Linked DNA regions of Homo sapiens: region 2 is linked to region 1. A link is a loop called in an ENCODE intact Hi-C map of the cell type or tissue named here. Cell type or tissue: CD4-positive, alpha-beta T cell. All regions are shown on one strand.

What was found. Peaks named below come from ENCODE experiments on the same cell type or tissue, not always from the same donor. Only the 100,000 strongest peaks of a DNase experiment are listed, where the experiment ranks them.
Region 2: a loop joins it to region 1, with 2.9 times the contacts of the local background. A loop is called at or near these places in 7 of 110 quality-filtered maps.

The regions. Positions count from the first base shown.
Region 1 is chr20:1,555,086-1,557,585 of GRCh38, reverse strand. SIRPD (signal regulatory protein delta) reads left to right here. Exons shown (of 4, transcript NM_178460.3): 1 at 1-5. Among named protein-coding and RNA genes, the nearest start is that of SIRPD, 1.4 kb to the left of the region's middle. In CD4-positive, alpha-beta T cell, CTCF peaks have their summits at 1,256 and 1,455; a DNase peak (open chromatin) is centred at 1,435.
Region 2 is chr20:1,631,322-1,633,821 of GRCh38, reverse strand. The region is part of intron 4 of SIRPG (signal regulatory protein gamma); the gene reads left to right. It overlaps SIRPG-AS1 (SIRPG antisense RNA 1), which reads right to left and starts at 314. Exons shown (of 3, transcript NR_110090.1): 1 at 102-314. In CD4-positive, alpha-beta T cell, no CTCF peak of the experiment used is centred here; a DNase peak (open chromatin) is centred at 1,401; H3K27ac peaks cover 2,142 bases.

The sequences.
Region 1 (2,500 bases):
GGCAGGTGAGTGGGGCCTCAGTGTATGTGTGTGGTGGGTTCTCCCCTCTGCCTGTTTAGTGAACTCTCCCTCACCTGTTCCCATAGAATTTCTTTTGGGAGGGTTTTCTCCATCTTATCCCAGAACAGGCAGAACTCAGAAGACTACACTGGGATGGTCCCCAATTCTGACAAAGTCTCCCGGTGGCCATGTCTGTTGCAAATCTCTTTGCTCAGGTAAACGACTCACACCTATGGTCACAGGGCGGGGCACAGCATCCATCACAGCTCTCACCCTCCAGCCTCTGGAGGGTGTAATTTATTTTATTTTATTTTTACCTTTACTTATTTTTTTGAGACAGGGTCTCACTCTGTCACCTAGGCTGGAGTGCAGTGGTGCGATCTTGGCTCACTACAACTTCCACCTCCTGGGCTCAAGTGATTCTCGTGCCTCCAACTCCCAAGTAGCTGGGACTACAAGCACGCGCCACCATGCCCAGCTAATTTTTGTCTTTTTTGTAGAGATGGGGTTTCACCATGTTGCCCAGGCTGGTCTCAAACTTATGAGCTCAAGAGTTCCACCTGCCTCGGCCTCCCAAAGTGCTCGCATTATAGGCGTGAGCCACCACACCTGGCCCCTGGCAGATTTTACACTTCTTTCTGTGAAATTCAGTTTTTTATTTCTCTGTTGCCACTGCATTTGGCTGCTCTTAAAAAGTACTGCAAACTGGGTGGTTTAAATTACAGAAATTAATTTTCTCACAGGTCTGGAGACTAGATATTCAAAATCGAAGTGTGGGCAGGGTTGGTTCTTTCTGAGGACTGTGAGGTTGAATCTGTTCCATGTCTGTCTCTGAGCTTCTAGCAGTGGTAGCCTCAAACATTTGTTGGATGGCAGGTGGCACCACCCTCCCTGTATCCTCACATCATCTTACTCCCATGTATGTCTGTCTCTGTGTCCAAATTTCCACTTCCTATAAAAACATCCACCATATTGGATTAGCACCCACCTCAATGACCTCATTTTAACTTGATTTCCTCTGTAACTCTATTTCCAAGTAAGGTCACATTCTGAGCTACTTGTGGTTAAGACTTCAACATATATTTCGGAGGCATACAATTCAACTCATAATAGCCTCAACATGAAATTTTAATAACTTAGATATATTCTTTGTTGGTTTATGTACTGCATTTATATCTGTCTGTGCTTTATACATAGGAAGGGTAACTATAAAGCTTCCTCTTTTTATTCAATGGAGAGTTAAGGATGACTAAAAATATTTAGGTAAAAGCTAACTTAAGATACTTAAAGCTAGTAAAACTCACTTGAATTTTTAACTGTACTTATTGGGTGAGGTACACAGACTGTAAGGTGACTCCCAACTATCCCACCCTTATGTAATCTCAGTTGTGTGTGACATGCTTCTATCTGATAGAATATGGCCAAAGTGATGCACTGTCTCCCCCTTGAGTATGTTAGGTTGTGTAAGATCTATCACACTAGAGTTTTTTTGCAACTTCTGGCCTTAAAGAAGCAAGGAGCCATGTTGCAAACTGCCTGTGAGAAGGCCCACATGGCAATGAACTGAGGGAAGCCCCTAGAAGTTGAGGGCCTCAGTCCTACAACCACAAAGACCTGAATTCTGCCAACAACCTGAGTGAACTTAGAATGAACACTTCCCCAGTCAAACCCCCAGATGAGAACACAGCCCAGCTGGCACCTTGAGTGGAGCTTGGTGAGACCTTGAAGCAGAGAACCCAGCTAAGCTATATCTGAATTACAAATGGACAAAAATTGTGAAATAATTAATATGTGTTGTATTCAGCCTCTAAGTTTGTCGTAATTTGTTATTCAGCGATAGAAAAGGAATATACCGAGTAAGATGGCAAAACCATTCAAAATAAAGTCCTCCATTGTTTTGTAGAACTTATTTGTTTTTAAAGGTGTACAACTTGATGGTTTTTTAAATTTTATCTTGGTTTTAATTGACAAATAATAATTGTATATATTTATGTGGTATAATGTGATGTTCTTATACATGTCTACACAGTGAAATGATCAAATCAGGCTAATTAACATATCCATCACCTCACATACTTATCACTTCTTTGTGGTAAGAACATTTAAAATCTACTCTTTTAGCTAGTTTGAAGTATGCATTAACTATAGTCACCATGCTGTGCAATAGATCACCAGAACCTATTCCTCATGTCTAACTACAACTTTATAGGCTTTGACCAGCATCTCCCATTTCCTTGTCCAACTCTCCACCACCCCAGACCCTGGTAACAACATTCTATTCTTTACTTCTTTGAGTTTGACTTTTTTGGATTCCACATATAAGCGACATTCCACATATAAGCAAGATCATGTGGTATTTGTCTTTCTGTGCCTGGCTTATTTCACACCATAATATCCATGGTGTCATAAGTGACAGAATTTTCTGATTTTCAAAAGCTAAATAGTATTCTACTGCATGTTTGTGTGTGTGTATGTGTGTGTATAATCACATTTTTATTCC
Region 2 (2,500 bases), 76 kb before region 1:
ACTCCGTATGACCAAAATATGTCTTACTTCCCTCTTGTGTAATACCAGGAGGAGTCTCAACTCCAGGAGACTTTTCAAAGGCCCAGGTTCCTCCCACATACCTTATGGTGGTTAGTCTTATCTGCTGGGTCAGTGCTAGGTCACGGATTTTTCCATGTCCCTGTCTGCTGGAAGAGTAAATATAGGAAATGGAGGGCAAAAAATATCTTCTATAATCAGAGATGTATGGAAGGCGTGTGATCATGTCCACAGCTAACTCAGTCATGCATGTACACGCAGTTCCAAATGGAATCCATAGTTGGGTGATCTTATGACTAAAGACAGCATAACAAAACCAGTATCATTATTACAGTTAATACAATTTCAAATTTTTAATCACTAAATTTCATAAAATTATTAAAACAATTCCCTTATATCATCTAAAATGGAGTATACATTCAAATTTTCCTCAAATTTCTTTTATGACTATCTTTCTGTGCACTAAATTTGGTTTTAATTCATATTTAAATGCTTTGCAGTATTTTTCTTTGAAACACTTGGGCCTCAAGAATTTTTGGGGGTGTTTTAAAAGTATAAATTCAATTTCCTCAGTAGTTTAGGGTTACTCATATTATTCATTTCATATTGGGTGAGTTCCGGTAACTCGTGCCTTTTGAAGAATTTTGTGTCCATTTTATCTAAGTTGTCATATTTTTGTGTGTAGAGTTGTTCATAATATCTCCTTATTATCTTTTTGGTGTCTGAAGGGTTATGGCGATATCCCCTGTTTCAACCTCATATCTAAAATATGCCATTTCTGTTTTCTTCTTCATCAGCCTTGCTATAGTTTTTTTCCATTTTATTGGTCTTTTCAAAGGACCACTTTGTTTCCGTGAGTTTTTAAATTGTTTTTGTGTTTCCAGTTTATTCATTTTTTGCACTCTTCTTTTTATTAATTCCTGTCTCCTGCTTGCTTTGAGTTTATTTTGCTCTACTTTTTCTAGTTTCTTGAAGTGGTGATTTAATTGACTTGAGGCTTTTGCTCTTTTCTATGTCATTCCTTTGCCTCCGTTTATGGCTGGGGCTGGTGTTGGGGGATGGGTCCCAGGTGCCTGGCTGCAGGGCTGTCCCTCAGTCCTGAGGCCCCTAGTCAGTCTCCCTTCTTCCTCTCCCACCTTGGAATTTCTCCTATTCCTGATCCTTGTGATGTTTCTAGGGTTCATAGTTTTACTTCTCAGGGAGGTAAAACTGCACCATCAAGACTGGATTGCATTTGCTTTTCAGTTATTCATCCACCCACTGGCTTGGACCAGGACCAGGGCTGGCATTTTTGGGTGCTTTCGGTTTGCCAGATGTAGCATCTTTGCTCAGGTACTAAGGCTGGAAATGCATTTTAAGTTGTCTAGGCTGGCAGGTAAAATGCAAGATGCCTTGTGGTTACATAAGTGCTGCACCAGTGGCGTGGGAGCCGGGTAAGAGACTGTGCACTAGGGTTAGGTGAGTGTTCTGTTTTGACTCACGGTCATTTTGCAGTTTGGCTTTCTCTCTTCAAGTAATACTGAGAGCCAGGGTTGTGCAGAACTTACTTTGTTTTCATTTTTTATTTGATTTGGGGAGGATATTTTATACAGATAAGTAGCTATGCTGCTGCAATTGTACCCAGCAACTCTTAAGTCAACCGAAGATCTTTGAGTGCTTTGACCCAAATGTCCACTCCCACATCTCAGGGTCCCACAACTTCCCCATCAGGGCCCTACCCCAGCATAGCAACCGTTGAAGCTGAGATTCATCCTCCTCTGTGATTCTGCTACTCTTTTAATGATGTCCAGGGCCCAACCCTCTATTCTTTCTGCCCTCTAGCCACAAGAGATAAGAAAGTGCAGTGCTGCCAAGAAGTCCTCTTGCTTTCACGCTGAACCTTAACTCATAATCAATCACTCGTAGCTTCTCAGCATATTTCCCCAAAAAAAATATGCCCAGTGATAGCCATGGAACAAGTTAGTCCTTATAACTACCATTTCCCAATTTGTTTCAAAAGCCTGATGCCAAGGAATTTCCTGCCTGTGGTTACGCCATCCCAGCTTACTGCCAGTGAAAGTTTTATCAATTGCATCCCAGCCATGGTGCCCAGCCCCACTCACTGCCAGCCCTGAGGTCCTCATTGCGAGCTGATGAGTATTCAGGCTTCAAATTTATATTTTAGAGTAAGCTTTACAGACAACTTACCAAGGTCAGTTTCTCTGTAAGGCAGACTAGAGATGGATACAGGAATGCAGGAAGCATCCTGAAGAGCTGTAGGGTCAGCATGCCTCAGGAAATGGGGAGGCAGGACTGTAGGAGGAGCGAGGTGCTGAGCTACAGTGCAGGTAGAACAAAGACCCAGCTGCTCCTGCGGAGGATCCCAAGGGCTGAGAGCGTCATGTAGTGTTTTTTAATTGAGGAGAGAAGCGTGGCCTTCCTATTTTCAATTCAGCCAATCTTTCTTGTGGGCTGTCCCCTAGAAGGAGGAGTGAACTTGGAA